2 separate regions of the Homo sapiens genome follow, and region 1 is linked to region 2. Evidence: read pairs that join two places in POLR2A ChIA-PET (ENCODE). Cell type or tissue: CD4-positive, alpha-beta T cell. All regions are shown on one strand. Links, peaks and the distances in the headings refer to the core of each region. The heading gives the core; the rest is flanking DNA. Region 1 holds the start of LINC02754 (long intergenic non-protein coding RNA 2754). Region 2 overlaps LOC112268076 (translation initiation factor IF-2-like).

Region 1 (15,648 bases), core at 2,995-10,994, 71 kb after region 2:
CTAGGCAAAGATAATGACAGTGAAGATAGAGAGAGTGGACAAGTTGGATAAAGTTTAGAATCACAGGACTTCTGACTGGAGAAGAGGGCAAAAGCAGAGTTAGCACAACACATGAGTTATGACCACCTTGAGCAGCTCAGCAGGGGGTGGTGCCATTTACAGAACAGAGATGGCACGGACAGAGCCCATGGAGAAGGAGGAGGAAAAAGAGTTTTGCTTTTGTTTTTTTTTTAAGACAGGGACTTTGGCTCTGTCACCCAGGCTGGAGTGCATTGGTGCAATCATAGCTCTTTGCAGCCTCAAACTCCTGGGCTCAAGTGATCCTCCTGCCTCAGCCTGCCATGTAACAGGACTACAGATCCTACAGATGCACTTCACCATGCCTAGCTTTTTTTTTTTTTTTTTTTTTTTTTTTTGTAGATAGGGAGTCTCACTGTGTTTTCCAGGCTGGCTTCAAACTCCTGACCTCAAGTAATCCTCCCACCTCAGCCTCCCATAGCACTGGGATTACAGCCATCACCTACCACTCCAAGCCATGAGTTTGGCTTTGGATTTAACAAGGTTGAGGTGTTCATGAGTTGACAAGTGGAAAAAACAAGAAAGAAGTTGAGTGTTTAAGACTGCTGTTTGAAGGAGAAGTCTAACCTCAAGACAAAAGTTCAGGACTCATCAGCTGAGAAATGGCACTGAAAATTATGCAAATGGATGAGTTCAGCTAGCAAACAAGTCCAGAGAGAGCAGCACTGGGCTACGCACCTGGCCTAATGCCACCCCACTCCTCCCAATCCGTGTGTTATGCTGGAGAGGGTTCAGCCTCTGGTGAGTTTCACCAAACCGCCACATCTCTTTCTTCTGAGACCTTCTCTAAAATCCCCTCTTTTATACTTAGTGAAATGGGATTCTCTTTTTCCCATCCAGCTTAGGCAAATACTTTTGACTATGAGAAGAATGAGGATGCATTTAATATCTGTTCTGCATGGCTAATTCCATCAAAGATTTCTCATTATTCATGCCTGGCAGTCTCATTTTCTTCTTTTGCCTCTAAGAGCACAGTTGTAGCCTTAATTACTGACCTTTTCACTCTTCTAATACCAGTGATTTTCCCCATCTTAGTTCTCAGGAAGTTCTTTTCGCAGAATTATCTCCTGAATCCTCACCTGGAGATAGAAATTGTTCTCTGGCTATTTCTTCCCCCTCTAATTCTTATCAAAAAACTCAGTGATCTCTGTGCATCAAATATTAAACTCAAGCTTAACAGATCGTGATTCTGACTTCTCTCTCTCTCCGGCCTGTGGGTTAACAGGTTTGCAACCTTTGCAGGGAAGACACCAAATTCTCAGGAGGCCAGAGTTTCCAAGGGTACTGGTCACTCTTGCTCTCTTTCTCCTGCTCAAAATTCAGCACTAGAGTGTGTTACACCATTGCACCTGCAGAGGAGTTCATCTGACTCTAGGGACTACAGAGGAGAGAGATGGACAAACTAACAGGCGTTCAGAAAATGACTACCACAATGGGGGAAAAAATGAAAGTCAAACCAAATAAGCAACGATCAAAAAAAAAAAAATCTAGAGGCCAGCTGCAGTGGCTCACACCTGTAATCCCAGCACTTTGGGAGGCCGAGGCAGGTGGATCACTTGAGATCAGGAGTTCGAGACCAGCCTAGGCAACATAGTGAAATCACATCTCTACTAAAAATACAAAAATTAGCCAGGTGTGGTGGTGGGCAGCTGTAATCCCAGCATTTTGGGAGGCTGAGGTGGTTGGATCACCTGATGTCAGGAGTTTGAGACCAGCCTGGCCAACAAGGTGAAACCCTATTTCTATTAAAAAATACAAAAATTAACCAGGTGTGGTGGCAGGTGCCTGTAATCCCAGCTACTTGGGAGGCTGAGGCAGGAGAATTGCTTGAACCCAGGAGGCAGAGGTTGCTGAAGAGAATACTCCAGAGCAGAGGTTGGGACACTAATGCCCATGGGCCAAATCTGACCTGCTTGTGCATGTGTTTGTCAATAAAGTTTTATTGAAACACAGTCATGTCCATTTGCTACATATTGTCTATGGCTGCTGGATTTGGCTGTTCTCTCATGCTATAAAGAAATACCTGAGACTGGGCAATATATAAAGAGCTTTAATTGGCTCACAGTTTTGTAGGCTATACAGGGAGCATGACACTGACATCTGCTGAGCTTCTGTGGAGGCCTCAGGAAACTTACTTACAATGATGGCAGAAGGTGAAGTGGGAGCAAGAGAGTAAGGAGGGAGGTGCTACACACTCGTAAACAACCAGATCTTGCAAGAACTCACTCACTATTGCAAGGACAGGACCAAAGGGATGAGGCTAAATCATTCATGAGAAATCCACCCCCATGATCCAATCTCTTCCCACCAGACCCCACCTCTAACACTGGGGATTGCAACATGAGTTTTGGGTGGGGACTCATATTCAACTATATCAGCTGCTTTCATGCTATGGGTGGCAGAGTTGAGCAACTACTATAAGAGACTGTATGGCCCACGAATTCGAAAATATTTACTATCTGATGCTTTCAAGAAAAAGTTTGCAAACCCTGCTCTTGAAAAGGAAGGGAAGGAAGAGGAGAGGAGGAAGGCAGGAAGGAGCAGAAAGGGTCACGGGGCTGTATTCAAACATCTGTTGTTAAGAAAGAGAAATTCAATTTATTTGGCATGGTCCAAGTTATCAAACTAGGAGCACTCCATTGAAGTTTCAGGACAAACGCTGTGCTGAATATAAGGATGACCCCATCTGTAATGCCTAACCTTGTTTTTATTAACTTTGTTCTTAGACTTTCCTTTTCTTTTAATCACTTAGCCTTGTTTCTACCTGAATTGACTTTCTTTTAGCTAAGAGAGCTAGATAGATTTTATCTTGGCCTTTTCACTGACAGCCCCTTCCTCAAGGACTTAACTTGTGCAAGCTGACTCTTAGCACATCTAAGAATGCAATTAACTCATAAGATACTGTGGCGAGCAATATCCGCAGTTCCTAGGAATTTGTCCGATTGATAATGCCTAAAGCCCCACGTCTATCACTTTGTAATAGTCTTAAAGCCCTTACACCTAGAACTGTTTACTTTCCTGTAACAATTTATCCTTTTAACTTTTTTGCCTACTTTACTTCTGTAAAATTCTTTTAACTAGACCCGTTTCCCCTGTCTAAACTGAAGTATAAAAGAAAATCTAGCCCTTTCTTCGGGGCCAAGAGAACTTTAAGAGTTAGCCATTTCTTGGCCGTCAGCTAAATAAACAGACTCTTAATTCATGTCAAAGTGTGACATTTTCTCTAACTCGCTCAAGTACAACATTCGGAGGCCCCAGCAAGAAACGCCACCAGGCAAGAGCCGGGCTCGCTCTGGGCTCCCCCAGAAGGCCGGCCGGCTTGTAGGGGGGGTGCCACCTGAAAAAAAATTTTTAGGTCCCCGAAAGGTGACCGTCTTTCAGAGGAGAGCGGATCGACTACCGTGTGGGTGTCCATAAAAATTCCACATCTGAGTCCTCGACTTCTGACCCTGAGGTCAGGTAGGTCAGATTTGACTTCAGTTCTAGTAAGAGGGAAGCGGCCCTGATGAGGGTGTCCCTCTTTTGACTCTGCCTGTTTCTCTAGGACGCTAGAAGGTAGAGCCCTGGTTTTCTGTTAGGCACCTCTGTGTCTCTTTCTAGGAGGGAAGTGGCTCTGACAGCGGCCCTCCCTTGACTCAGTCCACATCCCAGGATGCTGGAGGACTGAGTCCTGGTTTCTGGCAGACCGGTCACTCTCTCTCTCTTTCTATCTCTCATCTTTCTCTTGTTCAAGTTTCTTGAAGAATCTCCAAGAAAGAAAAAAAAAAAAACTGTTATATACTCTGTGTGAATAATGAATGAGTGAGGACAAGGGCTTGCGCTTGTCCTCCAGTTTGTAGCTCCACGGCTAAAGCTACGGAGTTCAAGTAGACCCTCACCTGCGGTTCCGTGGCGACCTCATAAGGCTTAAGGCAGCATCAGGCATAGCTTGATCTGAGCCGGAAGTTTATACCAGCCTGCCAATGTTAAGAGGAGCCCAAGTCCCCTCAGGGGGAGCGGCCAGGCAGGCATCTGACTGATCCCATCACAGGAGCCCCTCCCCTTGTCTGTCTGAAAAAAAAAAAAAAAAGGAAGAAACTGTCATAACTGTTTACATGCCCTAAAGTCAATTGTTTGTTTTATGTTGATTGTTCTGTTCAGTGTCTATTGTCTTGTTAGTAGTTGTCAAAGTTTTGCATGTTAAGACGTTGATATTGCCCAAGACGTCTAAGTAAAAACTTCTTCAAAGTCCTTAGTGCTGATTTTTTGTCACAGGAGGTTAAATTTCTCATCAATCATTTAGGCTGGTCACCACAGTCCTGTCTTTTCTGCCAGAAGCAAATCAAGTGTTGTTACAAGAACAAGTGTGAAAAACATTTCCCTAATTAAGATTTCTAGCACCATGAAAGTTGTAAGTATTTAGATCATCATATTCCACGTACAAGTGATTAGACGTCCTCTAAACTAAACCAGTAGTGAATTCAAAACAGCCACCCTGTAGATTTCCTTGCTCACCTCTCTTGTCATTCTGTAACTTTTCCTGTGCCCTTCAGTAGAACACCGTGTAAAGAAATGTACGCCCGTACTGCTTTACCTCGTTTAGATTCTTACTCTGCTCCTCTGTGGCTACTCTCCCATCTTAAAAATGATCCGAGTAGTCCTTTTCCGCCTTGTCCCTGCCCCCTATCCTGCACATCTCGTTTTCTGGTGCGACAGCAAGTTCACCGTCTCCAGGACTTGGCTCTGTTCTCACTCCTTAAACCCTTAAAAGAAAAAGCTAAGTTTAAGCTATTTGCCTTTAAGTCATAAAGACACCAAAAGTATTTAAAGCGCAGATCTAGAAGAAGAAGAAGAACGCCTAGATCAAACTGACCCAGAAGATCTCAGGCTGGCTCTAGTCCTCCTCCCTCAATCTTAAAGCTACAGCAATGTAGCAAGTAGTATTAGCTGTTTTAAGTTTTTCTGCTCTTTCTAGTCATATTGATTCTGTTCTTTCACTATGCCAGTCCCCCAAGAAATAAGTTTCTCTGTCCATGCTAAGTTTAATATCTATGCTCAAATCTTATTAAATTGCCTTAAAAAAAAAAATAAGAAACACTTCCTCCCAGCCTTGTAAAGTTAAAGCCCTCTCCAATGTATGCTGCAGAATTTTTCTCTCAGTTCAGAGGATTATAAAGTCCGCCTTAAAAAAGGTAAGCTCCAGACACTCTGCAAAATAAAATGGCCAAAGTTTAAAGTCAAGTGGCCCCCTGAAGGGTCATTGAACCTCACAACTGTTCAAGCTGTGTGGCAGGTTGTTACTGAAACTCCTAGCCACCCTGATCAGTTTCTCTACATTGATCAATAGCTAAGTTTAGTCAGGATCCACTCTCCATGGCTCCGTTCATGAGCCATTCATAATTCTACCTCCAAGGTCCTCCTAAGCCAGACCGAGTTTTCGCCTCGACCCTCAGCCAGTTCAGCTCCCCCTGTACTGCCTCCCTCTGAAGAAGAGGAGAGTCTCCCTCACCCAGTCCCACCGCCTTACAACCAACCTTCTCCCTTAAAGTTATCCCATGTCTGCTCGACGACGTCCCCTGTAGACTCGCCACCCGTTGCCTCTCAATCATGACCGTGGCAGGAAGAAGTAGCCCCTCTACTACCACTGAGAGAGGCACAAGTCCCTCCAGGTGACGAGCGCTCAGCACCCTTCTTAGTTTGTGTCCCTTTTTCTACTTCTGACTTATGTAATTAGAAAACCCATAATCCTCCCTTCTCTGAAAAGCCCCAGGCTTTGACCTCTCTGACAGAGTCTGTACTCTGGACTCACCCGCCCACCTAAGATGATTGCCAACAGCTCCTTTTAACCCTTTTCACCTCTGAAAAGAAAGAACGTATCCAAAAAGAAGCCAAAAAGTACTTCCTCACATCAGCCAATAGACCGGAAGAAGAAGCTAGAAACCTCCTTGAGGAGGTCTTTCCCTCTACCCGGCCTAACTGGGACCCAAATTCCTCAAGTAGAAAGAGAGCTTTAGACGATTTTCACCGGTATCTCCTCGCAAGTATTAAAAGAGCCGCTCAGAAACCCATAAACTTGTCTAAGACGACCGACGTTGTCCAAAGGCCCGATAAGTCACCAAGAACGTTTTTAGAGCGCCTCCAGGAGGCTTATCGGATTTACACCCCTTTTGACCCGGCAGCTCCCGAAAATAGCCGTGCTCTTAATTTAGCATTTGTGGCTCAGACAGCCCCGGATATTAAAAAGAAACTCCAAAAACTAGAAAGATTTGCTAGAATAAATATCAGTCAGCTTTTAGAAATAGTCCAAAAAGCTTTTGACCATCAAAAGGTTAAAAAACAAAAACAACACAGGCAGCTGAAAAGGCCGCTGATAAATCATTCAAAAGACAAACAAAAATCTTAGTGGCGGCTATCCAAGAAGTGCAGAATGAAATAGCCCATTAATTTAGCATTAACTGAAGCCCCTGCTTTAGCCCTCCCTAATATCTCCATAAAAGCCAAGGAGTTGCTAAAGAGGTGCTGACTCAGGCTCTAAGACCCTAAAGATGCCCAGTGGCCTATTTATCTAAGAGGCTAGATCCTGTGGCCTCTAGATGGCCAAGTTGTCTGCGAGCCATAGAGGCTACAGCAAGCCTAGTCCAAGAAGATGATAAGTTAACTCTAAGCCAAAATTTAACCCTTACAGCTCCTCATGCTGTAAAGACCTTACTACGAAGTGCTTCTGGCAAATAGATGTCAAATGCTCGCATCTTGCAGTTTCGAAGTTTACTGTTAGATCAGCCTGGTTTGACTTTCTCTCCCACAAAGTGTTTCAATCCAGCTTCGCTACATCCTGACCCAGACTGCACTATTCCTGCTCATGACTGTCAAGAACTGTTAGAAACTATCGAAACTGGCCCATCTGATCTTCAAGATGTGCCCCTGGAAAAGGCAGATGCCGCCGTGTTCACAGACAGGAGCAGCTTCCTCAAGCAGGAAGTATTAAAAGCCAGTGCAGCTGTTACCACGGAGACAGATGTGTTGTAAGCTCAAGCTTTACCAGCGAACACCTCAGCACAAAAGGCTGAATTGATCGCCCTCACTCAGGCTCTCCGATAAAGTAGAATAAACGTATTAACATTTACAGTGACAGCAAGTACGCCTTTGCTACTGTGCATGTACATAAAGCCATCTACCAGGAAAGCAGGCTACTCACCTCAGCAGATAGCTGTGATCCACTGCAAAGGACATCAAAAAGAAAACACGGCTTTGCCCATAGTAACTAGAAAGCTGATTCAGCAGCTCAGGTCGCAGCGCAACTTTCAGTCACGCCTCTAAACTTGCTGCCCACAGTCTCCTTTCCTCAGCCAGATCTGCCTGACAATCCCGTATACTCAACAACAACAACAACAAAAAAACTGGCTTCAGATCTCAGAGCCAATAAAAATCAGGAAAGTTAGTAGATTCTTCCTGACTCTAGAATCTTCATATCCTGAACTCTTAAAGAAACTTTAATCAGTCACCTGCAGTCTACCACCCACTTAAAAAGAGCAAAGCTACCTCAGCTCCTCCGGAGCCATTTTAAGATCCCCCGTCTTCAAAGCCTATCAGATTAAGCCGCTCTCCAGTGCACAACCTGCACCCAAGTAAATGCCAAACAAAGTCCTAAACCCAGCCCAGGCCACTGTCTCTGAAAAAACTCGCCGAGAAAAAAGTAAGAAATTGACTTTACAGAAGTCAAACCACACCAGGCTAAGTACAAATACCTTCTAGTACTAGTAGACACCTTCTCCAGATAGACTAAGGCATTTGCTACCGAAAACGAAACCACCAACACAGTAGTTAAGTTTTTACGCAATGAAATCATCCCTCAATATAGGCTGCCTGCTGCCATAAAGTCTGATAATAGAGCAGCCTTCACCTCGCCTATAGCTCAGTCAGTCAGTAAGGCGTTAAACGTTCAATAGAAGCTCCATTGTGCCTCTATTGCCTGGAGCTCTATCAGCCCCAGAGTTCCAGGCAAGTAGAAAGCGTGAACCACACCCTAAAAAACACTCCTACAAAATTAATCTTAAAAACCGGTGTAAATTAAGTAAGTCTCCTTCCTTTAGCCCTACTTAAAGTAAGGTGCACCCCTTACCAGGCTAAGTTCTCACCCTTTGAAATCATGTATAAGAAGGCGCTGCCTATCTTGCCTAAGCTAAGGGATGCCAAATTAGCAGAAATATCACAAACTAATTTATTACAGTACCTATAGTCTCTCCAACTGGTACAAGAGATCATCCTGCCACTTGTTCGAGGAGCCCATCCCAATCCAGTTCCTGACCAGAAAAAGTCCTGCCATTCATTCCAGCCAGGAGACCTAGCGTTTGTTAAAAAGTTCCAAAAAGAAAGACTCACTCCTGCTTAGAAAAGACCTCACACCGTCATCCTCACGACGCCAGCTGCTCTGAAAGTAGATGGCATTCCTGCCTAGATTCATCACTCCCGCATCAAAAAGGCCAACAGAGCCCAACTAAAAACATAAGTCCCCAGGCCTAAGTCAGGCCCCTTAAAACTGCGCCTAAGTCAGGTGAAGCCATTAGATACATTCTTTTTACTACCTCACTTATTTGTTTTTGCCAGTTACGTCCTCTGTACCTTCCTACTCCTTTCTCCTCACCTCTTTCACAACAGGACGTGTATTTGCAAACACCACTTAGAAGGCCAGTACCTCCAAGGAAGTCTCCTTTGCAGTTGATTTATTTGTACTATTCCCAAAGCCAGTCCATACCCACGAAAAACAACACAATCTGCCAGTCCCAGGAGCAGGAAGTGTCAACCTTGCAGCAAGATTCAGACACTCCAAGAGCCAAACTAAGTGTAGAAGCTCCAAAAGTGCAGAAAAAAGACTCCAAAATATTGACTTTTACCTCTGTCCTAGAAATCACCCTGATGCTAGCTGTCAAGATACTTATCAGTTTTTCTGCCCTGATTAGACACGTGTAACTTTAGCCACCTACTCTAAAAGATCAACCAGATCTTCAACTCTTTCCATAAGTCGTGCTTCTCATCCTAAATTATGTACTAGAAAAATTGTAATCCTCTTACTATAGCTGTCCATGACCTTAATTCAACTCAATAGTATCATGGCATGTCATGAAGATTAAGATTCTATATCCCAGGATTTAATGTTAAGTCTATGTTCACTATCCAAAAAAACCCTAGTCTCATAAAGCCCACCCAAGCCAATCAGGCCTTTAACTGATCTAAGTAACCCTATGTTCCAGAAACACCCTGACAAAGTTGATTTAACTGTTCCTCCACCATTCTTAGTCATAAAAGATACACTCCAGAAAGTGCAAGAAAATCTAGATAAGCGCCAACAAGAACAAGAAAATAACATCCCCTAGTATCAAAGCATGTTCAACTAGAACCCAGAGCTAACTATTCTAATTACTAAGTTAGCCAGACCCCCTCCCCATCCTAGTATTAAGTCTAATTTTTGGACCTTGTATATTAAATTAGTTTATTAATTTTGTAAAACAACACATAGCTTCTGTCAAACTTATGTATCTTAAAACTCAATATAAACCCCTTGTTATAACTAAAGAATCAACGATTTGATTCCCCAAAAACACAATGAGGAATGTAATGCCCAACCTTGTTTTTACTAACCCTGTTTTTAGACTCTCCCTTTCTTTTAATCACCTAGCCTTGTTTCCACCTGAATTGACTCTCCCTTAGCTACGAGAGCCAGACATACTCCATCTTGGCTCTTTCACTGGCAGCCCCTTCCTCAAGGACTTAACTTGTGCAAGCTGACTCCCAGCACATCGAAGAATGCAATTAACTGATAAGAAACTGTGGCGAGCAATATCCGCAGTTCCCAGGAATTCGTCCAATTGATAACGCCCAAAGCCCCGCGTCTATCACCTTGTAATAGTCTTAAAGCCCCTAGACCTAGAACTGTTTACTTTCCTTAACAATTTATCCTTTTAACTTTTTTGCCTACTTCTGTAAAATTGTTTTAACTAGACCCCCTCCCCTTTCTAAACCAAAGTATAAAAGAAAATCTAGCCTCTACTTCGAGGTCGAGAGAACTTTAAACGTTAGCCATTTCTTAGCCGCTGGCTAAATAAACAGACTCTTAATTCGTCTCAAAGTGTAGCGTTTTCTCTAACTCGCTCGAGTACAACAAATCCAGCAGGCACGTCATCCACTCTAAAATGCCATCCTGGGGTAGTGAAGATGATGTTGCTGGAAATATCCTTAAATGGCATGTGGATGAGTTCCCCCAGAGGCATACCTGTTGAGCTAAGTACTTTGCTGATGAAGGGTACAAGTTGAAGGGGTTTTGAACGGCAGAGTGAGGTTCCTCAGAAGGCTGTTGCTACAGAAAGCCAGGAGGAGAAATTACATGGCCAGATAGAGTGGCATGACTATCGGATAAGGACTTTTTGTTTGTTTTTGAGATGGAGTTTTACTCTTGTTGCCCAGGCAGGAGTGCAATAGCACGATCTCAGCTCACCGCAACCTACGCCTCCCAGGTTCAAGAGATTCTCCTGCCTCAGCCTCCCTAGTAGCTGGGATTACAGGCATGTGCCACCACGCCCAGCTAATTGTGTATTTTTTGTAGAGATGGGGTTTCTCCATGTTGGTCAGGCTGGTCTTGAACTCCCGACCTCAGGTGATCCGTCCACCTCGGCCTCCCAAATTGCTGGGATTACAGGCGTGAGTCACCGTGCCCAGCCTGGATGAGGGTCTTTAGCAAAGATGGAAGTTTTTGTACCTTGCAGTTCAGTCTCTTCATTTATGTCCTCCTGAAATCTTCAGGAATAGCACTATTTTGTCAATACTTCTGGGGTCGTACTTAGGGGGACTTAAAGGAGATGTGATGTGGCAGCCTTTGACTCAAGGGAGTGTCATACTAGCTCAAAGAGATCTGGGTACATGCCAGTTGAACCAACTCTTCTGAGGATGTGATAGATCCTGGGAGGCCACTCTGATCCTGCCAACCTTGAGGCCAGATGAGTCTTTGAAAAACATGGTTTGGCTTAACACCAGCACTTTGTCTAACACCCACCATGAATCTTGCTGAAGTGAAGCTACACAAATACCTTTTCAAAAGATTGTTTTTCATCCCAGATCCTTCTTAGAAATTCCTAAGGCTCAATGCTGTGTGGACGATTCTGAGAAAAAAAATAGTTTCCGATCTTTGGGATTTCCGAGATGGTCCAATCTGCAAAAAGTTCATTGCCGTTTCCATCAAGGACACTGAGAACAAGAGTCTTATCTGGATTGGATCCTGGGAATTGAGAAGCTTCAGCAGGTGGGAAATGCACCCTCCACAGGCTCACACCCTTGTGGGCTGTTTCAGTTACCTATTGCACCTAAAATTAGAAACTTTAAACCACCACAAGCCATTATTGCTCATGACCCTGTGAGTTGCGTGGGGACTTCCTGGCTGGTTTAACCTGGGCTCATTTGTGTGGCTACCTGCAGCTGGAGGGCCAGCTGGGCAGAACATCCAGGACGACCTCATGCATGTGCCTGGCAGTTGGTGCTGGTTGTCAGCCGGGGAACCTTGTTTTCCTCCATGTGGCCCCTCGCCCTCCAGAGCCCCTCTCCAAATGGCCCTTTAAGCAGGATAGCCAAGGTTTTCTTGGTGCCAGCATGCATGAGGGCAAAAATATGGAAACTACGAGAGGGCTCTCAAGGCCTAAGACTATTTGCACCCCAAAAATCTGAGGTCTCAGTTAATTCAGAAAGTTTGTTTTGCCAAGGTTGAGGACGCATGCCTGTGACACAGCCTCAGGAGGTCCTGACAACATGTGCTTAAGGTGGTAGGGACACAGCTTGGTTTGATACATTTTAGAGAGACATGAGACATCAATCAATATGTGTAAGTTGTACATTGGTTCAGTCTGGAAAGGCGGGACAACTCCAGGTGAAGGTGAGACAAGGGGAAGGGGCTTCCAGGTCATAGGTAAAGAGACAAATGGTTGCATTCTTTTGAGTTCCTGATTAGCCTCTCCAAATGAGGCAATCAGATATACATTTATCTCAGTGAGCAAAGGGGTGACTGAATAGAATGGGAGGCAGGTTTCCCCTAAACAGTTCCCAGCTTGACTTTTCTCTTTAGCTTAGTAACTTTTTTTTGGGTGGGGGGACAGAGTCTCGCTCTGTTGCCCAGGCTGGAGTGCAGTGGTGCGATCTCGGCTCACTGCAACCTCCAACTCCAGGGTTCAAGCAATTTCCCTGCCTCAGCCTCCCAAGTAGCTGGGATTACAGGCGCCTGCCACCACGCCTGGCTAATTTTCATATTTTTTAGTAGAGACGGGGTTTTGTCATGTTGGCCAGGCTGGTCTTGAACTCCTAACCTCAGGTGATCTGCCTGCATCAGCTTCCCAAAGTGCTGGGATTACAGGCGTGAGCCACCGAGCCCAGCCTAGCTTAGTGATCTTGGGGCCCCAAGGTTTATTTTCCTTTCACGGCTAGAAGTTGGTCACCATCACTTTGGCAGCATTTCACTGGACAAAGCAAGTCATAGGCAGCCCAGATTCATGTAGAGGAGTATAAACTCTACCTCTTAAAGGAAAGATTGGTTCAATTATACTGCACGAGCATTTGCAGAAAGTTGTACCCATTTTTGGAAACTACCACACACACACACACACACGCACGCACGCACACACCTTTACATGCAACCCTCCCTTGAGGTGCATCTACTTCCAGGCAGAACCAAAACTTGACAGTACTCGACAGAAGAAAAGTAGTGTCCTAAATGCCAGTTCTCTTCTTACTCAACTTCAGCCTCATTATAAGCAGATTCTAACAGTTTATGTGTCTTGAGAAACATTTTAATTAATCTTTGGAATTTAAGAATTTGAATTCATAGCAGTAGCCTGTGCATAGGAAATACACATATTGTAAGTTTTTCCTTTCTGATAAATCATGCTGGGGGAACCACAATGTAACTTTTTTTTTTTTTGAGAAGGAGTCTCACTCTGTTGCCCAGGCTGGAGGGCAGTGGCATGATCTCAGCTCACTGCAAACTCCACCTCCCTGGTTCAAGCGATTCTCCTGCCTCAGCCTCCTGAGTAGCTGTGATTACAGGCGCACAAGACGGGGTTTCACCATGTTGGTCAGGTTGGTCTCGAACTCCTGACCTCTGATCTGCCCACCTCAGCCTCTCAAATTGCTGGGATTACAGGCGTGAGCCACCGGCTCACGTATACTGTGACTGTATATTGAAAGTTTCTCTTTTTTTCAAATAATTAACAGGTTTAACAGAATGTATCTCCTGATCTATTCCTTTCACTGCAGACATCTATTGCCTTTTCAGCCTAGCAGCCCTCCCCTCTGTAGAGACTCACACTTCCTACTCCAGTCATGTGGCTCCCATGGGGGCTGCCATGTTCTCAAATGACTCCACCCCTCTGGCCTCAGTTGATTGGTCCAGGGATGAGCATCTGGCCTAAATTGGCCAATCAGAATTCTTCCCTTGAATATTTTTCCAAACTGGAACTAGACCTAGTTAATCATTCTCTGTGATGACAGGAATTGTGTGTAGTGAGAAATACAGAAGCTTTTGTGGCCACGTTTCTCGCCTTATGGAGAAAAGGCTTGAGTAAGAAGAAATTAAGCCAGGATGCAGACAAAGCTAGAGACAGAGACAGAGAGAGAGATCTTGTGGTAAGCCCCTTGGTTTTTATCATTCTAGTACATGCTTGCTACTGCATACTACCAAGACTTTCACATGAGGGCTTTCTCAAAGTCAGGCATGGAGTATGTCAGAAAAGCCACAGAAGCCGGGCGCAGTGGCTCACTCCTGTAATCCCAACACTGGGAGGCTGAGGCAGGTGGATCACGAGGTCAGGAGTTCGAGAGCAGCCTGACCAACATGGCAAAACCCCTTCTCTACAAAAAATAAAAATTTAGCGGGGCATGGTGGCAGGTGCCTGTAATCCCAGCTACTCAGGAAGCCGAGGCAAGAGAATCATTTGAACGTGGGAGGCAGATGTTGCAGTGAGCCGAGATCATGCCATTGCAGTCCAGCCTGGGTGACAGAGCAAGACTGTGTCTCAAAAAAAAAAAAAAAGAAAGAAAAAAGAAAAGCCAGAGAGTTGATGCCCTGGGACCAGTCCTCAGCCAGTGACGGATGGGAGCCAGGCTATAAATGCTTCAATATCTTTGCCCCCTGGATGGAACAACTTTGAAATATATTCCACATCACCTCCCAGAGGTCCCCAGTGGGGTCAAATCCTAGTTGCCTGGAGTGGTAAGCTGCTCATTGAAGCCCCCTGTGTGGCCTCCTGCCTTTCCATGAATCAATTCCTCACTCCCCTATTGGTGTTCCCTGGAATCATCTCCTAAATAATCCACTTGCAATCCTGTCCCTCTTTCAGGATCTGCTTGGGGTTGGGGTTGGGGAGTGCAGAGAAAAACATAATCCCTTTTCCACTCCACACTAGTAAGATGAGTTTCTGTCACTGGCAACAAAGAGTTCTGACTATTACCTCCTTCTGAGATAATTCCTAAAATGTATTTGGGAATTTCCCCACCTCCACCCCACTGCCTATGTCATCAATATGTAGATTTCTTAACAAAGTTTAATGGTATTCTTTGATCAACCTCAAGTTTCACGAAACACACTGCACTTTCATAAGGGCTCCCCATGGCTGACAGATCAGCCGCTCAAAAGAAGGGAAGTGTCAGAGATGGCTCTGCTAGACTCACGTATTTTTCAGTAGAATCTGGGTCAGGATGTTGTGGTCAGGAGATGCTTCTGGAGCTCTGGGACCCACAAGCCTGCATGTCATGGTGGAGTATTAGGACAACTTGAAAACATAGTGGCAAGAGGAGGCTTCCTCTCTCCCCTGCAGTTCATCCTCCACCACACCCAAAGTGCTAAATAGATATTGGTTAAATGGATAATGGGGCCGGGCATGGTGGCTCACGCCTGTAATCCCAGCACTTTGGGAGGCTGAGGCAGGTGGATCACCTGAGGTCAGGAGTTCAAGACCAGCCTGGCCATAGAGGCAGGAGAAGCACTTGAACCTGGGAGGCAGAGTTTACAGCACGCTGAGATGGCACCACTGCACTGCAGCCTGGGTGACAGAGCAAGACTCAAAAAAAAAAAAAAAAATGGATTTATTCCTTCCAAATTGCAACTCACCAAAAGACCAACACGCATCATGTGGTGGCCATAATCACCACAGTGACAATAATAAATATAATCAACTGTCAAGCCAGCCACCTCCACTAAACCTAGTGGATCACATCTAGTGTTTCACTTTGGGGATATTTTAGTGGTCATGGTAGATTGTCGCCTGACTGCTGGCTGTTTCTACCATGTTTCAGGAATATACAGATGTGTACAGATGACCCCTAAAATTAATAATTATGCAATTCTCAAAGAGCCAAACTGTACCCCAAAAACTACTGGAATGAAAAAAAAAAGTTTTAATTCTCAAAGAGACAAACTAGATAGTAGAAGCATTTATGTTCCCTTGGAGAATCTTCCCACCAAGGACTCAAAGTTGTCTCCAGACCAGGAAATGCCTGGGGCCTTGGACTTTCCCAATTCTGGTATCACCTCCCATTCTCCTTTAGGTCCAGTTTTCTCAG
Region 2 (15,648 bases), core at 4,853-12,852:
TATGCTAGATCTCTCAAACCTTAGGATGTTAGTCAGTGTTAACAATAGACTGCTGCTGAGATGAATAAACCCTGAACTCTCAGTGGGTTAGCACCCATAGCATAGTCTGGTGCAGGGCAGGGGTTCTCCTTGGGGGCCGTTGTCCAACAGTGATTCAGAGATTCTGGAGGTTTCCATCTTTTAATTCTGCCATCTCAGAGTTTTTCACTTGTAGCCATATGGATAGGAAGAGAGGGAACATAGCTCACACTTGCCTTTGATAACCTTGGCCTGAAGGGATTTCTTACATTCCTATTGGTGGAAATGCAGTCACATGGTTCCAAACTAACTGCAAGTAAGGCTGGGAAATGTAGTCTTTCTGCATGTCCAGGAAGAGGAATGGTGTGAACACAGCATTGTCTTTGACACACTAAGCATGTGCTAAAGAGTTCTTCCTCTTATAGGAGGTATGTCTGTCCTGTGCAACTTTCTCAGTTTTTGCTTAGATAGTTTCAGGCAATGTTGTTTGGTGCATTCAGCTTGATGATTGTTATGTCCTCTTGGCAAAGTAGTCAAGATTCCCATCAGTTTGAATGAAAGCGTTTTACAGATAGGTCAGGAAATGTTAATACTTTAAAAGGCCCTTCTATTCCTCCACTCTACAGATAAGAACAACAGAGTCCTAGAGAGAGGAGGTCATGGGTCTCACTCATGAGTGGCAGAATTGAAACCAACATGGCAGTAACTTTGCCTTTCCCCCATCATGTTGTTCTCCCTCTATCTTCACTCTGCTGATTTCTTCACTTGCTCCATGCAGACCTCCCAGTGCCAAGTCTATAAACGTGTCTGGAATTGGTGGGTTCTTGGTCTCACTGACTTCAAGAATGGAGCCGCAGACCCTCCTGGTGAGTGTTACAGTTCTTAAAGGTGGCGTGTCTGGAGTTTGTTCCTTCTGATGTTCAGATATGTTCGAAGCTTCTTCCTTCTGGTGGGGTTCGTGGTCTCGCTGGCTCAGGAGTGAAGCTGCAGACCTTCACGGTGAGTGTTACAGCTCTTAAGGCTGCATGTCTGGAGTTGTTCACTTCTCCCGGTGGGTTTATGGTCTTGCTGGCTTCAGAAGTGAAGCTGCAGACCTTCTCGGTGAGTGTTACAGCTCATAAAGGCAGTGTGGACCCAAACAGTGAGCAGCAACAAGATTTATTGCAAAGATCAAAAGAACAAAGCTTCCACAGTGTGGAAGGGGACCCCAGCCGGTTGCCACTGCTGGCTCGGGCAGCCTGCTTTTGTTCTCTTACCTGGCCCCATCCACATCCTGCTGATTGGTCCATTTTACAGAGAGCCTGAGTGGTCTGTTTGGACAGGGCACTGATTCGTGTCTTTACAATCCCTGAGCTCCCCACACAAAGGCTCCCCACGTCCCCACTAGATTAGCTAGATACAGAGTGTCCACACAAAGGTTCTCCAAGTCCCCACCATAGTAGCTAGATACAGAGTGTCGATTGGTGCATTCACAAACCCTGAGCTAGACACAGGGTGCTGATTGGTGTGTTTACAAACCTTGAGCTAGATACAGAGTGCAGATTGGTGTATTTACAATCCCTTAGCTAGACATAAATTTTCTCCAAGTCCCCAACAGACTCAGGAGCCCAGCTGGCTTCACCCAGTGGATTCTGCACAGGAGCTGCAGGTGGAGCTGCCTGCCAGTTCCTCTCTGTGCACCCACACTCCTCAGCCCTTGGGTGGTCGATGGGACTGGGCGCCGTGGAGCAGGGGGCGGTGCTCGTCGGGGAGGCTCGGGCCGCACAGGAGCCCATGGAGGGGGGAGGCTCAGGAATGGCAGGCTGCAGGTCCCAAGCCCTGCCCCACATGGAGGCAGCTAAGGCCCAGCGAGAAGCCGAGCACAGCAGCTGCTGGCCCAGTTGCTAAGCTCCTCACTGCCCGGGGCTGGCAGGGCCATCCGGCAGCTCCTAGTGCGGGGCCACCAAGCCCACCCCCACCCAGAACTCCAGCCGGCAGGCAAGTGCTGGGGTCAGCCCCCGTTTTAGCTCATGCCTCTCCCTCCACACCTCCCTGCAAGCTGAGGGAGCCAGCTCCGACCTTGGCCAGCCCAGAAAGGGGCTCCCACCATGCAGCCATGGGCTGAAGGGCTCCTCCAGTGCCACCAAAGTGGGAGCCCAGGCAGAGGAGGCACTGAGAGTGAGCGAGGGCTGTGAGGGCTGCCAGCACACTGTCACCTCTCATAAGGAGTGATTAATCTGAGCTTCTCCAGAAAGTCCATTCCTGGTAGGCACTGGGAATAAGAAATCTCAGAGTATAAAATAGCATCAAGTGGTAGCACTTTTGTGAATGGCTCCCAAATTAGATCCCTTACCTTTTTTTTTTTCATGAAGCACAGTTGCACAAAACACGCTTAACCTGAGATGAAGCACATATTAGAGAAAGGTTCTCTCTATAGAATTATGTATTACTCGAATGAGCATTAAAAAGAGGAGATGGGACATGCTCTCTCTAGCTATTATTACCTCCACTATAGAGTTGACATACACAAGCTCATTATTGCATTATGTTTTATTCAACAAAATAACTTTAATGTTGAAGCTTAAATTGAATTTGTTAAAACATCTTTGTCTCCAGCATAATGTGCCTCAAGTGTCTTCTTGGTGCCTGAATTTTCTCCAGAATTATAGTGCTGAAGCTATGGAAATGGTGAAATTATATGCAATCTGCAAAACAATGTGGCTATAATGTGGTAATTGGCCTTCCGCATAATTAAAGGAACATTTCCTCATCAGAGCTGTTCCATCAGAGACCCAAAGGCTATCGTTGTACAAATCACCCACTTAGGAAAACCTTTATTCCCAGTAGCCTATAAAAATCTGGTTATGCAAACAGATTTGCTTATTCAGTAACATTAATGGCTTCTCATAGTTAAAAAGTCATCAATGTGATTGACCTATACCCTGTTTCCTCTGTGACCAAGTGTCATTTTTATTTTGACAGTTAGGAGCCTTTTGACTCTTTCACAGCTGGCATGAAGGCACAGGGAGGGAAATCTCAAAAACCAACAACCTGCGTATTCCCAGCCTATTAATCAATAGAAAATCACTCAACTGGATTAGGGTCTTGTACCTGGCAGAAAGGCTCTTATGGACATTGGAATTGGATTTTTACACTTGATATGACACCTCCTTGAGTCAGATCAGATTCGTGTTTGATAGACTCTTGCCGAAAAATTGCTCCAGGGTCTGTGCAGTAGCTAAAGCCTTTTTGTTGTTGTTGTTGTTTTAAAAGCAGCATTAAATGTTTTCATGAAGACCTTCCCAGCAGTGATTTTATTGGGAATATGGTCTTTAGCTCTGGTCCTGAATAACTCACACTGAGGAAACCTCCAACAAGTGTTGTATCGGAAGATATCTGATGGATGGTTGGTTTTAATAACAAATCTCTTCCCTTTTTCTGTCCCCTGTGTTCTATTCTCCTTTCTCTACACATTATTCTGGGAGGATTCACCTATTCCCAAAGTCCTTTCCTCTTTATTTCCATTCCAGAGCTCTCTGTATAACTCCAGGCTGATGAATCCAACTGCCCAGTTGTTATCTCCACTTGGCTGTCTGTCTTGCATTGACCTCATCTTACCTTTCCTCTCCTGATTTCCTCTTCTGCCTGGGCTCACCCCGTCAGATTCACACCACCATCCACCCAGCTTCCAAAACACCTGGGCCTCATCCTTCATTCCTCCCTCTTTCTCAGTCAAGTTAGTCTACTGTCTCCTCTCCATCCTCACTGCCACAGCCTTGGTCCAGCCAACCATCTTGTCTCACTTGGTGTATTGCAACCTCCTACCTGGTCTACTCACCTCCCACTCTCCTCCAGCCAGACTGCTCTTTTTATAGCACAAAGTGGATCATTACTCCCCTGCCTAAAAACATCTACTGTCTCCTTTTGTCTACAGGATAAACCTGACAAAGAGCCTTTAAGATTTGGCTCCAACTTACCTCTATATTAGTCACTTTTTACAATTATATGAACATCTCTCAGCTTCTCACCCTCTCACGTCTCGATTTTTGCACATGCTCTTCCCTCTGCTGGGAATGATCTTCCCCACCTCTCCTATCAACCTGGCTAATTCCTACCATTTTCTAGTCTTCAACTGAGGAGTCCTGTGGTGGAGAAGGACTTCCGACCACCTGATAGAAATTGCATGCCCAACCATCTCCTGGCTTTTTTTTTTTTTGATGGAGTCTCGCTCTGGCCATCCAGCCTGGAGTGCAGTGGCACGATCTTGGCTCACTGCAATCTCTGCCTCCCGGGTTCAAGCAATTCTCCCACCTCAGCCTTCTGAGTATCTGGAATTACAGGTGCCCACCACCACACCCGGCTAATTTTTTTGTATTTTTAGTAAAGACAGGATTTCACCATGTTGGCCAGGCTGTTTTCGAACTCCTGACCTCAAGTGATCCACCCACCTTGGCCTCCCAAAGTGCTGGGATTACAGGCATGAACAACTGCACCTGGCCGATTGGGTGCCCCTTCTTTGTGCTCCCATTGCCCCAGGCATACTGTCACCATAACTCCTACCATTGTGAGTTGAAAATGATTTCTTTTTTTGCTTTTTATTTCTCTCATTAAATGCAAAGCTCATTGAAAAGAGGATGTTGGTTGTTCACTGTTGTACTCCTAACCTTTGACTCGGTGTCCTGAGGTCGGCTCTAGAGCTGTGCACACATGTTCAGACATTGGAGCACATCTTGTCTAGCACCTCTTTTGAGGTGGCTTGGAGAAAATTCAGTAGGTACTTCCCCTAGGATGAAACAGAAGCTTCACCTAAATCAGGAGTTCTTCAACTTCAGCCTGCATTAGAATCCTCTGAGAGCTTGTTAAAAATACAGTCTCCTAGAGCCCACTCTTCAAGAGTCAGTGAGTTGCTTCATCATCAAAATATATACAGAATCCAGAGGGTCTTCAGCGCCAGCCTGGTCTGAGCCACTGTGGACTCCCGCCTGCAGAATCTCACTGCTGGTCTCCTTGCTTCTGCTCTTACCTTCTTATCATCCATTCAAGTAGCCATAGTGATCCTTTTTTAAAAATTTTTAAAATTTTTTTGAGATGAAGTCTCACTCTATTGCCCAGGCTGGAGTGCAGTGGTGCTATCTCGGTTCATTGCAGCCTCTACCTCCTGGGCTCAAGCCATCCTCCCACCTCAGCCTCCTAGGTAGCTGGGACCACAGGCATGCACCACCACACCTGGCTGATTTTTGTATTTTTTTGTAAAGACAGGGTCTTTCTATGTTGCTCAGGCTAGTCTTGAACTTCTGTGTGCGCCCACCTCAGCCTCCTGCATTTTTAGGAAGCCCCTCTTGTAGGGATTTTGATGCAGAGGCCTGGGTGCCTCATGTCTCCTCCCATCTCTCTCTGTCTTTCTGTCTCTGTCTCTGTCTCTGTCTATCTCTCTCTCTTTCTCTTTGCCTTATAGCTGCCCTGGGGACTAGACTCTGCCTTAGGCATCCCTCTGACTCCTGTTTCCTTTTACACTGAGGCAGCTTTAAGTCGCACCTTGATCTGAAGACTTGGGCTTCTGTTCCTATTGCTTGCTTTTGTTGGAAGGGCCGTGCAGCTTCTTGACAAATTGCAAAGGTGCCCACGAGTTTCCAAGTCCCCAACAACCAACCAGATGACAAACAAGGATGCAGCCCACGGCTGGGGAGACAGATTTCATGTCCACACAGAGACTCCAAGATGCTGAACTGAAATCCACCCCGAAACCTGTTTTCTCTCTCATTTAAGTTCAATGTCACCTGGGGGCTTGCAGGGCAGGGCTGGTGACCATTCACAGGGCAAAGATGCTTTGAAATGTCAACTGAGAATGGTGTGGTGGTTGACAGATGGCACATCAGGGCATAGATTAACATGGAAAGAGAAACTCACCCCTTGGGGGTAGTGTGTGAGGCTGGCAGCCACACAGATGGTTTTTCCTGCGAGCTCTTGCATAGATGCAAACAGCCAGGAGGTTTTGCTTTCTGAGCCTGAGTGGAACAATGTTCCTCCCTGCACATTGCCGCTCTGCAGCAAATGTTTATTCCTGTTGCATTGATTAAAAGTGCTTACCAGGCCGGGGGCGGTGGCTCAAGCCTGTAATCCCAGCACTTTGGGAGGCCGAGGCGGGTGGATCACGAGGTCAGGAAATTGAGGCCATCATGGCTAACACGGTGAAACCCCGTCTCTACTAAAAATACAAAAAATTAGCCTGGCATGGTGGCGGGTGCCTGTAGTCCCAGCTACTTGGGAGGCTGAGGCAGGAGAACGGCATGAACCTGGGAGGCAGAGCTTGCAGTGAGCCGAGATTGCGCCACTGCACTCCAGCCTTGATGACAGAGCAAGACTCCGTCTCAAAAAAAAAAAGTGCTTACTAAAAGGGTTTGAGGGGAGTGGTGACAGTGTGAGTTATGTCTCTGCCGGCTGCCAGTGGAGCCAGCCGCTCTGCACAGCTGTGCAAGGGTGTTTTGAAAAGTGGCTCAGCCAGCCAGGAGTGACTGGGTGTAAGTGTTGCTGCCACAACATCTTGTAGCCTGATTGGGGCCGTATTTGCAGAACCCCTAAACCACTACATTTGTTCAGGCTTAAAAATAAGCTTGCTTTTTTGTTTGTTTGTTTGTTTTGGTTTGTTTTATGAGATGGAGTCTTGTTCTGTCGCCGGGTTGGAATGCACTGGCATGATCTCGGTCCACTGCAACCTCTGCCTCCTGGGTTCAAGTGATTCTCTTGCCTCAGGCTCCCGAGTAGCTGGGACTACAGGCATGTGCCATCATGGCCAGCTAATTTTTGAATTTTTAGCAGATATGGGGCTTCACCATGTTGACCAGGATGGTCCGATCTCTTGACCTCGTGATCTGCCCACCTCGGCCTCCCAAAGTCCTGGGATTACAGGTGTGAGCCACCGTGCCTGGCCAAACATAAACTTACTTTCTTACCTCTTCTGCTGAACTCTATTTGCTTCTTTTCCCAAAAGTCTTTATCCAAAAGAGTTTTAGCAACAAAGTTACCCAATGCCCTTCCCTAGTCTCTCCTTGCAACTGGCTCTCAGCAGGTGGTAGGAGGAAATCCTTGACAGAACCAATTTACATGACTGTTTGGAGGACTCTGGCTAGCCCCAGAAGGTGTTTGCATTTTTAAATTGGTTACTAGTGTCAGAATGTTTCATGAGTAAGAGCACAGCCTCTCTGTTGGATGCCCTGAATTTGAATCTCAGCAAGGCCACTTTGTATATAACCAGAGGATGGATTTGGGGACCCAATGGATTTACCATGACATGAACTTGCACCAACATTCACCTGACCTCCAAAATGCCTATTCTGACTGGTAGACCCTAGTCTCGCCCTAGTGCCAGTTCAGAGCCTGTGTCCAGTGATCCTGCACAGATCTCATTAGTTCCTTTTCCCCTGTTCAGTCATCCTGGTAAAAGGCTGTGTATTCCTTTGGGGGCAGGCTGGGAGAAAAATTGACAGTATAAATTTTTGGCAGTGGAGCAGAGTCCTTTCTGGAGGGGACCTGGCTTCCCATTCAGACAAGGGACTCCGGGTCTGTGAACTGGCTTATGTCTGGGAATTGACTGGGGACTGTGACTCTGTTGTTATGATTCAGATTAGACTTCTACTCACCTGACCTAGAACTCTTCTGCAAACACAGATCAAGTAAAAATGTGGCAGGCTTCTTACCTATTTCACTTCTAGGAATGCCACGATCAGCTGGCACCATAGGTCTCTGTGAGTCAGGCTGTTCTGGTTGCAGCTTTGACTCTGCTGTCTTTTATGGTAACTGCGTCCACCTTGCCTTTGGGGATTGAGTGCTGCAATCACTTGGCCCCGGCCCCTGTAGTGTGCCTATGTCACTTACCCTCTTTATACCTCAGTCTCCTCCTCTGTAAAATGGGCATCCTAATAGCACCCACCCCCAGGGCTGCTGTGAGGTATAGATGGATTAGCATATTGAAAGTAATAGAAGAGAGTCCAAAGCCCATGTGTCGTTATCAGAATTATTTCATGACAGGGGAGAGCTGGAGGAGAGAGGAAGGTGCTGAGCAGACCCATGTGCTCTCCCACCAGTGTTTCCTGAGCACCTACTATGTGCTGCCCACTGTGAGAGCTGTTAGGGTTGAAATAGGGAGCACAGCAGGGTAGGGTCCGCCATCAGGAGCTTAGTGGAGAGACCATTGTGCAACATGGTTCCAGTGCTTGGGGTGGAGAAGCTCAGGGAGTTCAGGGGCCTAGGATCCTGGGCAGAATCATGGAAAGGACACAGCCTCCCCAGCCTCTCCTGCCTCCACTGCCTCCCTGGCCTCCTCTGCTTCCCTGGCCTCTCCTGCCTTCCTGGCTTCCCCTTCCACCCCAGCATCCCCAGTCTCCCCTGTCTCTCCTGCTTTTGAGGTGGGCCAGGAGCTGCTGGTGCTCAGCCTGTCCTGGACTCTTGGTGTAGCACCTCAATGTCCAGAAAATACCCCCGAGTTCAGCTCATCACACAGCCAAGGAAGGAGCTCCACACTGACACTAAGAGTGCATCCTGGGCTCATTCATCAGGGCGTGCCTCCAGAATATTTCTCCACGTCTCCTCCCTTTGCCCACCTGCATTGTCTCTGTGCCTCAGCCCCGGCTAGGGGCCTGCAAGGATCCCCTATCTCCTCTGCCCCTGCACGGCTGGGTCCCAGGCAATCTGTCTGCCCACCACACCTTTCTCCTCTTGCCCACCACGCTCCAGCCCCACAGTCCTCTTTCTGCTTCTTTCCCAGCCTCTGGGCTTTTGCACACGCTGTTCCCTCTGCCTGAACAACCTCCACTGGGCTGAGAACAACTCTCTGAGACGTCTCTCAGCTGTTGCTTCCTTTGGAACAGCCGCTGTTGCTGTCAATCTCCCAGCGCCAAGACATGCTGAGCCTCCTGTCTTTTTCAGTTCCCATGCCCCCAGCACTTCTTCTTGGCCTCCTTTTGCCCAATTGACAATGTCCATTCTCAATGCCTTCTCACCCAGGGCTGAGCCCTACTGTGTGAAGGCCATGCCTGTCATGTTCACCACAATATCCCCTCCCCCATCACCACGCCTGGTCCACAGAGATGCTCAAAAAAGATCTGTTGGTAGGCAACGCGAAGGTGCATTCATGTCATCCTGCAGGCGGAATTCTCCACGAATTTTGAGCAGCCTCGGTTTTCCCACCACCTCCAAATCATGCAAGACACAGGGTAAGAGCAAAGACAAGGTGGCTGTGGCTGATGTCCACCCTCTCGGGGCGTCCCTTCTCTCCTCCTTGGGCAGGGAGACCATCGGGGTGCAACCTGGTTGGGGCGGGGAGGAGGTGCAGGGCCTGGCCAGAGCGGGCATGGCCGCAGGCAGGGGACAGCGACTGCTTGGGCCAGGGCAGGCGAGCTCAGCGCAGGCCAGGGCCCGGCGTGTCCGCGGTGGGCGCGAGCGGCCAGCAGAGGGCGCCAGAGAGCAACGAGCGGCCCGCGGAGGAGCCCACGCCCGCCCCGATGCCTAGCTCCGCGCCGCGCGGACCCACCGAGCCCGCGCTCAGACGCCCCAGCTCCGCCGACAGGCCGCTCGCGCCGGGTCCTTCCTCTTCCCCAGGTGCAGGCAGAGCCCCCGGAGCCATGGCCAGCCCTTCCGGCAGCTCCAAAGCCACTGGCAAGCCCCGAGGCAGGGATGGCCGGCCCAGGAGAGAGGAGGACGACGTCACTCCCGAAGAGAAGAGGCTGCGGCTGTTGCTGGAGGAGGGAAGCGCACAGCCCGATGACGGGGAGGACGCACCGCGGCCAGGCAGGAAGGAGACCGGCACCCAGACAGGTGGCGACGGCAGAGGAGTAAGTGACGCGGGCGCGGGGGTCCGGGGGTGCCGGGGGTGCCGGGGACGCGGGGTAGGGGCGGCGGGAGGCTCCGTGGCCGGCCCCGGGTTGAAGTTGGTAACTGAGCGACAACTCCGGCGGGCGCGGAGTGACAGCTCGCGACGGCCTCCGAGACGCCAGCTGCCCCTTCTCGGCTGTGTGGCTTCGACTTCCTGATTCTCCCACGACGTCCCTGGACTAGAGACCCGCTGGACTCTGCGGCTAGCCAAAAGGGGAGGGGGAGCCCCGCGTCCTGGGGGCCCCTAGCAGGGGAAGGGGCGGGGGTTGCGCTGAGCGTCCTGTCTGGGGCATCTGTCTGGGACTCTGTCAGTGCCTCTCACCTGGCGAGGGGCTTGTGGCGGGGGTAGGGGGGAAGTCCCTGGCGCCAGGCTTGGCCAAGCCCTGCTCTGCTGGGCTGCGGGCTGGCGGTGCTCACCCAGCTCCTCACCTGCCCCGCATCTTCCTGTTTTTCTTCCCTTTCTGGTTGGGCAGCGAGAGTTGAGAGGAGGCAGATGGCTTACATCCCAGAAATCGCTCTCCTCTTTCCATCCCTACAGAGAGGGACAGAGAGGGAAAGTTCCTTGCATCCCCCGGGACGCTGTCCCTGTGAGCTCCCGGTGTCCTGCACACGTGAGCCCCTGAGTTACCGGGCCTGTGTGTGTGGGATGGGGCTCCGTGGCCAGCCTGGCCTCCTGGAGTTCACTTTCTGCTTTCCTACACCAACTCTTCCTGTGTGGCTTTGCTGGCCTTCCACTGAGGAGGCACATGGGTTTGGAGGGCAGATGAGGGCCCACTGGAGAGCTGTACCCCTCAGTGAGGGCCGCCACCTTGATGGTTTTTGATGGATAATGGGGTTGACCTCTTTGTTCTTTCCACATGTTTTTATGTTTGACCATTTGCTCAGCTGAGCTTGTCTTAATAATTGGATTCGTGGTTAATGAGCCCCACATGGGCGAGAGGGCGGCCTTCATTCGGAACCCATTTAGGCAGCACGGGCAGCCCTCCTCGCCGTGGGCGGCATCAGAGCCCCCCTGCCCAGTCTTGGGGTTGCTCCTGGATGCCGTCTGGGAGGCTTGCTCATGGTGACATCCTTATCTCCCCGTGCACGTTACCGCATTCAGAGCTTGGGTCACCTGGACACTGAACTCAGGCGAATTTTCTCTGAGATCCTGGGAGAAGGAGGACAGTTCTCTGGAAGGTTTTCCAGGGCCGATCACGGAAAGGATGAGAAGGGAGAGGTCCTGGTCGGGGACACAATTACGATGGCAGTGTAACGCCGGGAAACTTTATTGCATGAAGTCCCTCTCACTCCCTCTACCTCCTTCTTTTACGTGGACTCTGCCAAAGACCAGGATACCAGAATGCAGTGGAGTGACCAAGTGTAGTGGGACCTTGGGAACCTGAGTCTGGAGCCAGGCGGCTGGGGTTTGCATCCTGGTTCTGCCCCTCCTTAGCTGGCTGACATGGCACAAGCCACTTACCCTCTCTGAGCCTTACTGTCTTCAGTGGCAAATGGATCTGTCAACAGGCCTCGTTGCCTGGGGTTGTTACTGCTGAGATTAAGGGAAGCTCGTCCATAGAAGCACTTAGCGTTGTGCCTGGCACATAGTGTATGGTGGATAAATGGGACTTAGGACTAAAACTCATGCCTTGGTGTGTTTTTGCAGTGATGTTTTGTTCTGGGGTGCATCACAAGAGACAAGGTTCTTGGCTGGGCGTGGTGGCTCAAGCCAATAATCCCAGCACTTTGAGAGGCTGAAAGGGGAGGATTGCTTGAGCCCAGGAGTTTAAGACCAGCTGGGCAACATGGTGAAGCCTCATATCTACCAAAAAAAAAAAAAGCCAGTTATGGTGGTGTGTGCCTGTAGTCCCAAGTACTTGGGAGGCTGAGGTGGGAGGATTGCTAGAGTCTGGAAGGTCCGGCTGCAGTGAGCTGTGATCATGCCACTGCACTCCAGCCTAGTTGACAAAGTGAGACCGTTTCAAGGAAAAGAGAGAGAGACAGACAGACCCACAAGAGTCTTAAGCCAGAATCTCCATGTTAAAATGCTTTCTGGAGGCTAAAATGATGATATGTTGATAATGAAATATTTAAAAGGCAGAAACCCCACTGAATTGTTTGGTCCACGGAGGGAAATGGGAATCGCATGACCTGAAGGATGATGGAGGAACTGAACAGAAACCATCCTTGTTTCCTGAATCTGAACATGGCACCCTCTTTTCACGGTGTCTGTATCTGCTCAGTCTGGTGGCCCCTTGAAAAGAGGGAATCTTGATTTTCAAACTTAAAATTTGGCCCAAAGCCCACTGCTGCCCACAATGCCCGCCAGACCCATTCCTCTTCCCTTTTAGTTTCTATGGGAATACTCTCTTTGAAGAACCCATGAGGCAGTGTCAGGCTGGTGTGAGAATCAGCAGTGATTTATTTGAGGAGGAGAGTCCATTTCTTCACTCACAGGCCATGTCTGAGTGGATCAAGAAGAACAGAGTGCCCTTTTATGAGATTTTGTCTGCGTAGACCATTAGCTTGGTAAAAACCATCCTCGTTCTTTAATAGCAGATTATTTTGGACTTTGCAAGAAGCAGCATGGGCATTCAGATGCTTTTAAGGATAAAATGTTCTTTCTCATCACCAGGCCTGGTGCTCTGGATGGCTGAGGTTTTAATGTGACTGGATGTCCCTTGGAGTGGCTCCCAGGCTGAGATCTCGCGGTTGGGTGGCAAGGGGTTGCTTTATTCGGTGGTGGCTAGAGGATGTTTTAGCAGGTAAATCGGGACCCCAGGAGCCCCTGAGTGCCAAGTCCTGCTGCAGGGCATGTGTTTATGGTGGGGAGGTGGGGGGGTGGAGGGTGGGGGGCATTGATTTCCTGCCAATATCAGAAGTTTCTCAGGCTTCTTGTGTATCCATAAACACCCACCCCATTGAGAAGGCCTAGAAAACCTGGCCCTCCCCAAGCCTTTATTGACCGCTTGTGAATGATCCCAGGGTGTGTCTGACCAACAGCTCTTCCTGGAGGGAGAGAAAAGTCTCTCCTAGGTATTTGGTTATCACCCTCAACCACTTGCTGAGCCTTCCTCAAGACCAGGCACCTCAGCAGAGATTTCAGGGTTGTCAGGCGGAACCAAGCATTCAAGGGTAATAACTCATTGGAGTCCCTGAAATCCCTGATGGACGCACCAGGTGAAAGCATCCAGGGTTGAAACCAGATGAGGAAGGTTATTGTCAGCCTGGGGCTCCTGTAGAGGTGCATCCGTGTTGCAGGGATTTTCCTTCTTGCTGAGGAGAAACCTGGGTTTCTCAGCTTTGGCACAGTCACAACACTTGGGGTTAGACCATTCGTGGTGCTGGTCGTGGGGCCGTCCTGTGTATTGTAGGATGGTTAGTAGCATCTGTGGCCTCCATCCTCTAGGTACCATTCTACCCTCCCAGCTATGGCTACCCTAGATGTCTCCAGACGGTTTCAAATATCATGGAGCAAGGGAGTAGTACTTGAGCAAAACCACCCCAGTTGACAGCCATTGGTCTACACTTGTGGAAATGTTTGAGGGTGAGAGTGTCAAGCTTGGGTCCCTGCTGTACCCTTTATGAGCAATGCGGTCTTGGAAAATTAATACTACTCCAGGGGCCTCAGTTTTCTCATCTATAAAATGGAGATAAATGAGATACACTTTCATAGGAAGGTTATATGGGATTTACTGAGATAATAAGACAGTACATGGAAAATGCTGGGCATAGAATTTATTTATTTTATTTTTTTTAAGACAGAGTCTTACTCTGTTGCCCAGGCTGGAGTGCAGTGGCATGATCTCTGCTCACTGCAACCTCCACCTCCTGGGCTCAAGTGATTCTCCTGCCTCAGCCTCCCGAGTAGGTGGGATTACAGGTGCCCACCACCACACCTGGCTAATTTTTGTATTTTTAGTAGAGATGGGGTTTCACCACATTGGCCAGGCTGGTCTCAAACTCCTGACCTAAGGTGATCCGCCTGCCTCGGCCTCCCAATGTGCTGAGATCACAGGTGTGAGCCACCACGCTGGGCTGGGCATAGCATTGTAACACAGACAAAGCACAAAATACTTGGGCAATATCTTTTTACATTTGGCTTGTCTAGACTCCATCCTCCATCCCCTCATGCGCTGGTACGGTGCAGACCAGAATATCACCCACCTAGACTGCAGAGTGGATTTGGGTGGCATCTTGGCTTTCTGCACAAGACTTGCCTGTTCCCCACCACATCCCTCTGGTTCTCAGGGTCCAGGATTCCAGGAGGCAGGGATGTGGGCAGGCAGGGCAGGTGGCCCACCCAGTTCACTCCCACGCTGGGGACCTGCAGAGCCGGCTCTCCAAGACAGGGTGTTTGGACCAACATCTGGGTTTCTGGATTTCCATTTGAGCACAGCTGGACTACACAGGCTGAAGCTCTCTCTGCTGAGATATAGATATTTCCCTGGTGATGATCTTTCAAGCTGACATGAAGACATGGCCACCCGCTGGAATGTGGTGTGTCTGCTGTGGCGCTCTTGTAATTTGTGAGGCAGGCTCCTGAGGAATGCAGTGCGTAAGTGGGAAATGGTGGGAAGTCCTCTCGTCCCTCCCGGCCGAAAGTGCTGCCTGCGCAGGTTGGTGGACAGTCCTTTGAGCAGGAAGAAGACACGGAGCACATTCCTGTTAGCTATGACAGAGAGGGGCAAGGTACACACTGGACATTTCAAGCCCCTGCAGAGAAGCAAGTCTTATTGTGCTGGGAGTACTTGTGGAGTGGGGGCTGTGTCACCCTGGGCTTTAATTATTTCAGGAACATTTAACCGCAGGGCTGGCAGGCTGGATCTTGATATGTGTTTCTCAGTTGGAAAGACTTTGGACCATAGGGAAATGTCTTCTCAATTCTTTTAATTTCATTAAGGTGGTCATTTTTCTTCTTGTGGCCTCTGGAATGTGACACAGAACTCAAGGGACAGGAAGGAGATGAGTTGGAGGCTGGGACAGGGGTCCCTGCCAGGGATGCTGGTGACTCACATGACGGTGTTGATGTGTGGAGTCTGGTGCCTGGTTTGGGGAATGTTTGTGAGATATGTTCCAAAGCACTGATGGACCTATCAGGTACTGGAGGTGAATGGTCAAGTCTGATCTCAGGGCTGGCAGTGTCAGGCAAGGACAGGAAGTTGACGTTGGACTCACTGGCTGAGGTTGCTTGGGACCCAGGGGGCAATGTGTGCCAGGACTGATGGGTCTGGGGCTAGGAAGGCAGGTTTGGGCTGGAGACTCAGGCTTGGGAGGCATCCCAGGTAGACAGTGGTTGAGGCTGTGGAAATGACTGTGATTGCCTGGGATGAGAGTGGAGACAGACAAGATGGGGGTTTTGCTCTAAGCCTGGGGAACCCACCTCCCAGGTTCAAGGGATTCTCCTGCCTCAGCCTCCCAAGTAGCTGGGAATGCAGGTACATGCCACCATACCTGACTAATTTTTGTACTTTTAGTAGAGATGAGGTTTGGCCAGGCTGGTCTCAAACTCCTGACCTCAAGTGATCGGCCCACCTTGGCCTCCAAAGTGCGGGATTATAGGCATAAGCCACCGTGCCTGACCATTTTTAAATATTAATTTTTATGAAATATTTTCACGCACATTTTACTGTACATTGGAAAAGTCAATCATGATTTGAAAACTTTATCAATATCCAATCAAATGTCAATTAACCATTTAATTGTGGATGGGTAAGGAGACTATTTTGACCAAAACATGTTAGAACAATTACCACTTATAGAAATAATCTATGTTTTAATGTTTTAGTTGAATTAAAGAAT

Evidence for each region. Peaks named below come from ENCODE experiments on the same cell type or tissue, not always from the same donor. Only the 100,000 strongest peaks of a DNase experiment are listed, where the experiment ranks them.
Region 1: POLR2A ChIA-PET joins it to region 2 with 6 read pairs; 2 of 35 experiments call an interaction of 5 or more read pairs at or near these places.

The regions. Positions count from the first base shown.
Region 1 is chr11:67,876,633-67,892,280 of GRCh38, reverse strand. All of the region lies in intron 3 of LOC112268076 (translation initiation factor IF-2-like), which reads left to right. LINC02754 (long intergenic non-protein coding RNA 2754) reads right to left here and starts at 7,853. Exons shown (of 3, transcript NR_183627.1): 1 at 7,253-7,853; 2 at 3,957-4,128. In CD4-positive, alpha-beta T cell, for the core only: no CTCF peak of the experiment used is centred there; DNase peaks (open chromatin) are centred at 6,950, 7,340 and 7,650; H3K4me3 peaks cover 1,949 bases; H3K27ac peaks cover 2,440 bases.
Region 2 is chr11:67,949,658-67,965,305 of GRCh38, reverse strand. It overlaps LOC112268076 (translation initiation factor IF-2-like), which reads left to right. Exons shown (of 4, transcript XM_047427952.1): 2 at 797-834; 3 at 9,280-9,824. Among named protein-coding and RNA genes, the nearest start is that of UNC93B1, 47 kb to the left of the region's middle. In CD4-positive, alpha-beta T cell, for the core only: CTCF peaks have their summits at 9,161 and 9,366; DNase peaks (open chromatin) are centred at 9,445, 9,735 and 10,165; H3K4me3 peaks cover 834 bases.